Linked DNA regions of Mus musculus: all the other regions are linked to region 1. The links are chromatin loops, found by intact Hi-C in ENCODE. Cell type or tissue: left cerebral cortex. All regions are shown on one strand. Region 1 holds the start of Rere (arginine glutamic acid dipeptide (RE) repeats). Region 2 overlaps Rere (arginine glutamic acid dipeptide (RE) repeats). Region 3 overlaps Rere (arginine glutamic acid dipeptide (RE) repeats). Region 4 overlaps Rere (arginine glutamic acid dipeptide (RE) repeats).

Region 1 (2,500 bases):
GAGCCTGAGAAGAGAGACACAAAGGAGGAGTCTTCCTCCTAATGTGAAATGAGACTTTAATGAGTCCGTTCCCAGACCCCCACATTCACAAATATCCAAGAAATGCACAGCTTCGGGTCCTTCCCTCTCACAGTTGAGCTGCTCAGCTAGTGGCGTGTAACAGTTTAACCTCAGACTAGTTCCAGAGCGTGCCTAAGAAGCCAAGAGAGAGCAGGGGTCAAGAAGCACGTAGTACAGTCACCTGGCTCGCACAGGACCAAAGGCAGCGTCCGGCCCATGGTTCCCCGAGGGCTCGCCTCCACTCTCACCCTTCGCATTCCGCCTCGGCTTTCCCGGCCGAGCCCCACCGCCCACCCAGAGCACTCCGACCCCAGAAAGAGGGGCCGAGGAGGGGCGCCCGCGGCGCGGCGCTGACAACTTGGACACTTACCTTCCCCTCGGGCGCTACACCATCAATGAGAGGGGTGGCGGCCGGGCTCCGGGGAAAGTGCAGGGACCGGGAGGGAGGCCGCGGGGGCCGGCGGCGGACCGAGGGCGGTGGGCGCGGGGCCGAAGGGGCCGGCCCGCGGGGATGCGACACCGGGGGGCTGCGGGGCTTCCCTGCCGGGACTTCGACCTCCTCGGGTGGGCCAAGCCTTCAGCAGTGGGAGCCCAGGACCATGTCTGGTTTTGTGGATTTTTTTTTCCCAGAGGGCGAGTGGCTCCCACCGGAGGATGGTAGGGTTTTTTTTTTTTTTTCCTACCCCTCAACTAGGAGAGAAAATGAGGCGGAAACAAGGTGGGGAGCGCGTGAGGGGACGAGGCGCGGGGAAGGAGGCGGGGACCGAGGCCCGGCGGGGCGAGAGGCTGCGGAGCGCGGGGGGCGGCTCGCGAGCGTCTGTGGGAGCAGCGGCACCTCCGCGATGGTGGCGGAGCCGCGGGGCTGCTGCGCCGACCCGCCGCCCACTCCGCGCTCGGGCCCGGCCCACCTCGCAGTATCGACCATCACCATTGGTCTGTCTCTTCGTGACGTCAGTAGAGGACGGGCCAATAGGAGGCGGAAGGCGGGCCTGGGGGCGGGATGTTTGCTCCAGCTCGCTCTTCCATTTTCTTTTTTTTTTTTTTTTTTCTTTTTTTCCTCCTTTTTTTTCTTCTCTCTCTCTTTTTTTTTTTTTTTCTTCCTTTTTAATAAAATGAGCAGAAGGCAAGGCAAGGGGAGAGGCCAGGCTTTGGTGGCGGCGCGGCCGAGCCCTTAGTGCACGCTCCGGGCGGCGGCCGGAACCTGGGAGATGGGCTCCCCGCCCCAGGCGCGGCTTTGTGCTTGGTCCGCCCTGCTCGGCCACAGGCAGAGCTCCCAGCGGCCAGCCCTGTACTGACCCTCGGGATGGTCTACCTCAAGCGGGTCGGTCTTAGGGGTGGGCTTGGCGACTGTCCCCTTGCTCTTATTATTACCAGAGCCATAATTGCTTATTTCATTTAAGAGACAGATTCCTATTCCTTGAGGTTCAAGGGGAGCTACAGAGTGGATTCGAAGTTATTTGTTCTGATGGGTAGTTCATAATGTTTTAAAAATAATGTTTGACCGAAACTGAAGTGAAAAAAAAAAAAGAAAAGAAAATGTGAATTGGTGAATTGTGCTGCTTATTGATGAGAATAATAAAAGGCCTCATTAAGTAATAAAGAACAGGGCTCAACTGCTCTTTGCAGAAGACCCCACTTCGGTTACCAGCACCCACATCAGGCTGCTAAAGCTGCCTGTAACTACAGCTCTGAGAAATCCAACACTCCTCTAGCCTCCATGTGCACAAACCTACACACACACACACACACATATGACTTTAAAAAAAAATAGTAATAAAGAACAGACCATTACGACGGAGAGTCTTTTAAAGAGAGCAGTAGCTGTGCCCTGTTGGGGGAGGGGAGGCGTAGACTAGTTTCACCAAGGCCTGGTGGCTCTTACCTGTTATCTTAACACTAGAGAGCCAGAGGCAAGAAGATCTTAATTAAAGGTTAAGGCCCACCTGGTCTACAGTGTGAGTTGCAGGCCAGTCAGAGCTACATTTGGAAACTCTGTCTTAAAAATGCCAACAAAAAAGGAAAGGAAAATCCAAGTATCACCTTTAAAAAATATTACTATATTCCCACTATGCTCAAAGACATTATCACCATGTGTACCACATACTATAAGCCTGAGCCAGGGCAAGCCAATGCTCCCATTCTACTTAATATAATTTATAGGATCGTGGGGTTTGGAATTTTAATTATAATTACCAGTTTTTGAAATGCATATCATGTTTATTGAGTTCTTTCACAGACTCTGGCATGAGTCCAGGGCGAATCATCAGCCTATTGTTAGTTTGTTAATATTCTGTAAATGCTTATTGGTGTCCTTAAACCATACACTCTTCTCAGAGGAGTTAAGGTCTGTATATAATAGAATAATTAAAGGATAGAGCTTGGCTTAAAATAATTCACCCATCTATTTCAAATAGAGGGATAATTTTCTCTTTGGAGTGTC
Region 2 (2,500 bases), 59 kb before region 1:
CAAACCACTTCCTACAAACTGTAACACAATTACACAGCAGCAGCGTCAGCTTGCTTGTGTTTGTCTGGGGAGCTTAGCATGTTGAGAACTTTTCCTGCTACAAGAATTCAACTATAGCTGATGTTTAATGGAATTTACAGGCATAGGTGGCAAATATTGTTGGAAAACACTTACATAAGAGTCAATATAACTGAAGCAAAGAAACAGGCAAAGTAACAGGCCGATGGCTTCACTTCAGACTGTGGTCTGGAGAGCTTTCCTGCTGACCAAGACTGAAGTGGAGTCCAAATCATAAGACAGAAACCCAAACCAAGAGCCCAGTGATGAAGAACTCCAGACAGGAAGTTATGGTGAAAGTAGTGCACTGAAGTAAGCCCTGGCTTGTCAGCTCCTCAAGCAACAGACTAGACACCAATTTAAGCGCAGCTGAGTGCAAGATGGGCACCGACCACGGGTTTTGTGAGAAACTTAGAAAGGCCAGAACCAGCCTAGGGCCATAGCAAGAAATGTAATTGTGCTCCCAATGGGATGAGAAACAAAGGTCTTATAAGAGAATGGTGTGATCTACATTTCTGAAAAGCTCACCTATCCTGCCATGAAAAACAGATTACAGGATGACAAAAAACAGAAGCTGAATGAAGATGTTAAGAGAAGGCTATACTTAGAGAACGAAGACAAACGTAGTCAATAGTGATTTGCTACACGGATGCTGTTGAAGAAGATGAAGGCAAGGCCCAGCACGGTACAGCATGCATATGCAAGCTGTTGTCTCTGATCAGCACAGCTACTGAGTGTCTAAAACCGAGTCATTTTAGAAGAGCCAAGCGGGAATATACCCAAGCTCTTTCAGCACCTTCTTGACCACTCAGGCCAGAGTCGAAGGCTTGAACTGTGGAATGGAGCTAACTAAATTCAGATCTTTATGCCCTTCCTTTCAAGAAGTTATCTCCACTCCACGGCCCCCGCCCACCACGGTCTCTGCCTCAGCGCCCGGTCACCACTCGGGGCAGCAGTACTCTTCCTCAGTCTCTCAACACTCTTTCACTGAGTCTGCTTCTAGCAAATGCCACAGACAGTTCCAAAAAGAACCTAATAATTGGGAATAAAGAGTTAAGTTTCAGAGCTGGAGAGCTGGCTTAGCCGTTAAGAGCACTGGCTGCTCTTCCGAAGGTTCTGAGGTCAAATCCCAGCAACCACATGGCGGCTCACAACCATCCGTAATGAGATCTGACGCCCTCTTCTGGTGGTGTCTTCTGAAGACAGCTACAGCGAGTGTACTCACATAATAATAAATTAATCTTTTTTAACAAAAAAGGAGTTAAGTTTCTAACATTCTTACAGACAGCTATTAACTTCTACAAAGAACAACTAAAGCTGCTAATTCTTAGTTTAGCGTGAGTTTCAGCTCTCTGTAATATGGATAGTAGTTCTAGAATCGCTACTAGCTCTTATCAGGGGAAGTACAAAACTTATTTTTTTCCAGAATAACACTGAAAAATTAAATTCCTTGTTTGTTTACAAGGACATGGTTGGTCTCACTCTGCAGTCCAGGCTGACATCAATCTCATGACCCTCCTGCTCAACTGAGAGTACAGGAGTGAGCCTCCTGCCTGAGTGTTTTGGTTTTTGTTGTGTTTTATTTTAAGTGTCCATGAAAACCTACTCTGCTCCCTTCAGAGCTGCTAAACACTCCAGTTAAACACTGACATGTCCTACTGTTTTACACCTTCAATAAGAAGGTCTCCTCCCAAAAGCTGAGAAGGGGAAGATGAGGAGGGGAAACTCAGTTTTCCATCGGGAATCAGAATAGGAAAACACTCATTCCTTAGGGACTCAGTGGCCATAAGCACATGGGAGTGATGCCCCGTCATGCTGCCCAGTTCTGCCTGGCAGTTCCATATCGTCCCTCCCACACCCTTCTGCTCTGCCATCCTTTTTTCTACTTACTAGATAAAAGCATATTCTTGCCACTGACTAACATGAAAGACATAACAGTGCCTTTAAAACCAGAATTAAAACAAAGATACAGTTTCATCTATTGATGGGATCACACTTAGTAGCAATGCCTTAAGATGCTAAAAGCAAACAGTGTTATTTAGGCACAGCATCTTGGGATGCTGCTTTCTCTAGCATGACAGCTCACATAGTAGACAGTAAACATCCAAGCATGCCTTTTACAAGCTGCTGAGAAAAGGAGAGGTGCGGCATATGGCAGGCCTCCTGTTGGAAACAGAGCTCGGTGCACATGTCCCCTGCAGCACAGATCACTGTAACTGTAGCAACCACAACGCTTCAAAGTCAGGACCGCGGGGAATTCCCCAAGAGGGCTAGATTCTCTGGATCTTCTGTAACTGCCAAAAGCTTTACAGAGCAGACAGAAAATACACTAAGAAAGATGTCATACCAATTTTCAACAAGGTTCCTCCACTATCCAGACATTTTCCCAAAAAGGAAACTAATAATTTAATCAGTATTTCTCAAAAATGAATTTAAATGCTTC
Region 3 (2,500 bases), 49 kb before region 1:
ATGGGGTTCCCTGACCAGCAAGCAAGTCTACCCAAGGATATTAGGCCAAACAAGAGACATTGTTACAAAACGAAGGATGAAGCAGCCCAAAGTAGATTTCTAGTGTGCATGAAATATACACACATGTGATTATGCATGTGCACACATGTGCATACACATCCCCCCAAAAAAACAGAATTATATAATCCCTAACAGTTTGCTACTAAAGAATCATAATATCATTTGTGACACACATTACTGCCTAAGTTGCAATATTCAAATTAATGCATTTTTATCACTTTCCTCCGAATGCTATTCAGGGAAAAGAATTTTGATTTGTACAGGTGGCCATGTTCCTGCAAACAATCCTAATGATTACAAAATTTTAAAAGAAAGAAAAAAACATGAAAGTAGGGGGAAGGCTAGTTGGGCGCAAGGAGTCAGAGGAAATGGGAGCGGAGAAGAGGATAACTACCAGGGGAATATGATCAAACCATTGTGTGCGTGTATTAAACTGTCACAGTGGCGCCTGCTGTGTAGCTAAGATATGCACTAAAAACATTCTTCAAAGAATTTCCCATTGAAATGCCTTAGGTGCAGCTTCCTTTCAACCAAAGGACCTAAGCTGTGATTCTGCACCATAAAGGACGAGCGCGGCCTGATCAGAATGAGACACACACATTTCTGAGTAACCTTTCTCATCTCAAGCGTTGGTGTTTTTTTTTTTAAGATATAAAATTAATACAACTGCTATCATATTTTCATCATTTTATTATGAGTAGTATTCTCTCTAAAATATTAGTCTGTGTTGCTGTCTTAATATATCATTTTGAAAGTACTCTGAAGTTAAGGATCATGGTAACTTTTTTTAAAATGTACAATTCTATTAATTTTGCATTGAAAATGTTGATAAAATTTTAGTAGGTATGAAGTGTGAAAATGATTCCTTCATTGGGAAGCCATGAAGTGGGAACTTAGGGTACTTTGGAAAGTCAGTCGTGTTGGACGGTGTTTTCCTGACGTGGCCACAGGTTAAGGTTAAGGAGAGCTCATGAAGGAACATTTATTTCTCTGAAGCAGACACAGGGAAAGGATGCTCTGCTCCTGCGAGCACGTGAAACGATCCGCGATGAAGGAGTCTTTGCTCAGGGCATGAATGTATTGGTCCACCTTACATCTGGTAGTTGAGCTGCATTTGTCGGGACACCACAGAGAGAAACGCACCAAAAAACTTCTGGTGGTGTGCTGCAGTTTCTTGCTGCTTCTGTGGACTAGGGCTGATTGCCAGAGAGATGTCAGCTGAGACAGACACATGTGCTGAGGCAAGACCCATGGAGAACATGTGATGTTTGAAAGGTATAAATAGATCTCGAGGGACAGTGATGGATGCAAGCTAGGCTTGCTTATAGAGCTAGCTGTTCAATGCTTGCGGGTCTGGAATCTTCCTTCATCTTCCCTTCCCTGAGAAAGGCACAGCCAAGAGCCTCTCCTGGCTTTCCTCCTGGTCCCTCCTGCAGAAGCTGAGGCCTGGCTGTCTCTGCTAGGTAGTGACACTGCTACTGATTCATGTTTGCTAGCTACTGAACTGGACTGCTGGTGTATCCGTAAAGTGTTTGCAAGTGGATGGAGCTGCCACTGCTCACCTGTGAACTGAACTGCTGATTTCCTGACAACACAAGTAAGATTTGCTCCAAAGAACGAATTAACAGGTCTACTTCCCCTATATCCTTTCTTTCCCACTACCTCTGGTGGGTGATGGGAGGTTAAAGTATTTAAGAACCATCATTAAAAATGAGGTTTGAAAAATTAAAGTTGCAAAGCCACCTGAGTTTTCATTGCTAATTTCCAAAAGCTCGAGTAAGGTGAAAGATAAGGAAGGAACTGGCCCTTGGCACACTAGCAGAAGACAGTGGCACAAAACTGAAATCCCAGGATTTGGGAGCAGAGGAAAAGCCTTTACAAAACTTGAGCCAAAATAAGCCTTTCCATCTTCATAAGTGCTGAAAAGCTGGGCTGCCAAAATACAGTGCCTGTGAAGGCCCACCCTCAGTGATGTACAGCCTCTCACTGAGGCCATCTTTCCAAAAGTGCCACAAGCTACGGAGCAGACCCCTAACACATGGACTTTCCATAAACACTTAAGATGCAAGTTAGAGCAGCTGCTGGTGTACTGAACTCACACTCACAATCAGGGAAGGCTTCCAGTGGTATTTCCCCAGTGTTAATCTTAGGAAAATGGTTCTTTACTAAAGAAGAAATAGAAAAATGCCTTGCAAGCCTAGGTAAAGTTCTTACGGGTTATTAGAAATAGACTTTATTTAGCAGAAATAAAAAACTGTTTTGGATCTTGAAAGAGCTGTTCCACATCTCTTCCCCTCTCTCATTTGTTGCTTGGGTTTGAGGGTAGGGTGTGTGTCTACACCTCTCTGTGTGCATATCTTTATGTTTGGCTAGCCTGGTACTTTCGAAGTAGATCAGGCTGGCCTCTTAACTCAGAAGCCTCAGTCTGCCTCCTAAGTGC
Region 4 (2,500 bases), 180 kb before region 1:
AAGAACAGAACACGTGACCACACCTGGCAGAAGGCTCAGTCTGCCAAGACCCACGAGAAACACTTGTCCTTCCATTTTATCCCGAGGGGAGAAACTTAAGACCATGACTGAGACAGTCACAAGCTCACCACGTTTGCAGCGCTGACACATGCCTGATGACTCCGTCCCCTTGCCACTGTTAAATGCTGCACCTTCCCTAAGCAATGGCAGGAAAAATGTCTTTAAACATTGCTAACTACGTGTGTGTGGACAAAATGAAGTCAAAGTACTTGAAAAACATAGACTTAAAAGATTTGTATCTGTTTTATTTAGGGTTTAAACACTAACAAAACAAAAAACAACAGCCAGAATGATCACATGAAACCTGGCCCAAGCACTATGGAACAAAGGACACAGTTCGCTAGACAACACAGGAAAGCCTGTCACCATGGACCCCCAATGTCACACCATGTGTGTGGCTCTGGCCACGCTCTAAGATTCTGGGTTTTGTCCTGGAAAATGAGAATAATTTAAAGAACTTGTAAGAATGGAAAGAGAGCACCTGAAAGCAGGTGACTGCTTAAGGAAAGGCCCATCGTCTGTCAGGAACCTGTGTGGAGAGGCTGGAGCCGGTCTCCCTGCAGATCCCGAGAGCTCTGTGGAAGGGGTGGCGCTGACCTCCAGCAACCTTTCCAGGCTCACAATGATGAGTACTTCCCAGAGCAGCTGGGAAGGCAGGTGACCAGCCGCTCCCTCAACCCGGCTCCAATATATAAGCATCCACACATTTCTGCAACACTTGTAAGACGCACGAAAACATGAACTCATCAGAAGACTCTTTGGAGTCAATGACTGGCAACTGTAAATTGTTTTTTTTTTTTTTTTTCTGAACCTAGCCAGAGATATACTGGAAACTTAGTTAGATGTGCTATTTCTACATTACTAGTTACCAACTGACGCACACATGCCCACTGATTCCATATAACAAAACAACAAAAACAAAAACAAAACACCTACTCTGGCTTGCTTATAAGCAGACCTGTAACTCTGAAAAACCTCCTAGAGCTCCTGATGCAGTCTTGCCCATTGGCCAGGGGGCGGCAGTATTGTGTCAAAAACATAAACACTTCCACAACTATAGCAAAACAAAGGTAGAGTCAAATGAAAGAAAAAGTGAAGGGATGGAAGGTCAGTCGATTCCTAGGGTCTCTCCATGTTTATAACTGTATGTCTCCCACAGAACAGGACCAACACACAAAATGTAACTACAGTGTGTCTGTCTCTTCACTGACTTTACTTAGTGTTACCATCCGAAGGGTTACATCTTCTCTGGAGGACACTGCTACTGCAGCAGGAGCTCTCAGGTCAAAGGCCACAGCACACTGGGGGTTGCTGGACATTAATAATGGGAAGGCCTCCTCTGATTCCTACTCTTTATAAGTTAACAACTTGCTCAAAAACACCAAAAACTAAAACCAAAAAATAAATCCAGGAATCATATGGCTTACCAAACTCCCTGGGTCTGAATCCTTGTTACAATGCCCTAAGCTCCAACTCTGCAAATAGCACACAGCCTCAGCTTTCCGTGCCGCCCTCACTGGCTGGGAAAACTGGGTCCATTCCTATGAAAGCTGTCGCTATTCTGCAGACACAGGCTTTCCTTTTCTCAGACTCAAGGCTCTGGAGCTGTGGGCTTCATCACTTTAAGAACTCTAAGATGGGCTGGAGAGATGGCTTAGCGGTTAAGAATACTGACTGCTCTTCCAGAGGTCCTGAGTTCAAATCCCAGCAACCACATGGTGGCTCACAACCATCTGTAATGGGATCTGATTCCCTCTTGTGTGTCTGAAGACAGCTACAGTGTACTTACATACATAAATCTAATTAATTCCAGGAGCAGATCAAGTGTTTCTAACAGTGTGCTCACTATTTATTTACTATTGATACAACTGAACACAAACATAAACCTCACATAAATTTATCACCTTCACTAAGTCCCGAACTAAGAAGAGACACTTCCAGGATGAAGGTACCCTGGGCAGTATTTCTGAAGAAAAAAAGACACAGTAGGAAGTAAAGACTTTCCCATTCACTATCTGAGATTCAGACAAAAATGAAGGTCAGGAGGTCAGACACCACAGAGCTAAGCAACCCACCAAAGACAGGTATGGCTATTTGCTGGGTTGGGCGAGGGGTGTGTGCCCACAGGCTATCACTGGACTTACTGTTCTTCAACTCTTTGTCCTGTTTCCACTGCCAAGTGCAAGCCTGCAGGTGCATGGCATGATGCTTGGCTGTGTTGTCCTTAATAGTAAAGACACATGGATGGCATATACGCAAAGAGATTTGAAATGTGAGACAAACACAGCAAAGTAAGGCCATCTGCCACTCACAGCATTCTTGACTGGCATGGTTAATACGCGGTATCTTGAGTGGCTAAAGGATAGACAGCAATGTACTTCAGCTGTGAGTGTCTGTACAGGTACCTTTGGAGGCCAGTGAGTGAGTGACCTTAACAATG

Evidence for each region. Peaks named below come from ENCODE experiments on the same cell type or tissue, not always from the same donor. Only the 100,000 strongest peaks of a DNase experiment are listed, where the experiment ranks them.
Region 2: it touches region 1 in a loop (2.6-fold over the local background); 9 of 42 quality-filtered maps call a loop at or near these places.
Region 3: a loop joins it to region 1, with 2.1 times the contacts of the local background. A loop is called at or near these places in 10 of 42 quality-filtered maps.
Region 4: a loop joins it to region 1, with 2.8 times the contacts of the local background. A loop is called at or near these places in 3 of 42 quality-filtered maps.

The regions. Positions count from the first base shown.
Region 1 is chr4:150,280,006-150,282,505 of GRCm38, reverse strand. It overlaps Rere (arginine glutamic acid dipeptide (RE) repeats), which reads right to left and starts at 590. Exons shown (of 23, transcript NM_001085492.1): 1 at 431-590. In left cerebral cortex, a CTCF peak has its summit at 1,336; DNase peaks (open chromatin) are centred at 346, 989, 1,273 and 1,822; H3K4me3 peaks cover 1,747 bases; H3K27ac peaks cover 1,741 bases.
Region 2 is chr4:150,338,848-150,341,347 of GRCm38, reverse strand. All of the region lies in intron 1 of Rere (arginine glutamic acid dipeptide (RE) repeats), which reads right to left. Among named protein-coding and RNA genes, the nearest start is that of Rere, 58 kb to the right of the region's middle. In left cerebral cortex, a CTCF peak has its summit at 1,085; DNase peaks (open chromatin) are centred at 1,934 and 2,183; H3K27ac peaks cover 1,059 bases.
Region 3 is chr4:150,329,134-150,331,633 of GRCm38, reverse strand. The region is part of intron 1 of Rere (arginine glutamic acid dipeptide (RE) repeats); the gene reads right to left. Among named protein-coding and RNA genes, the nearest start is that of Rere, 48 kb to the right of the region's middle. In left cerebral cortex, no CTCF peak of the experiment used is centred here; a DNase peak (open chromatin) is centred at 1,450.
Region 4 is chr4:150,464,553-150,467,052 of GRCm38, reverse strand. All of the region lies in intron 4 of Rere (arginine glutamic acid dipeptide (RE) repeats), which reads right to left. Gm52709 (a long non-coding RNA gene) reads left to right here. Exons shown (of 2, transcript XR_003955312.1): 1 at 1-2,500. Among named protein-coding and RNA genes, the nearest start is that of Gm52709, 1.6 kb to the left of the region's middle. In left cerebral cortex, a CTCF peak has its summit at 1,055; a DNase peak (open chromatin) is centred at 1,079.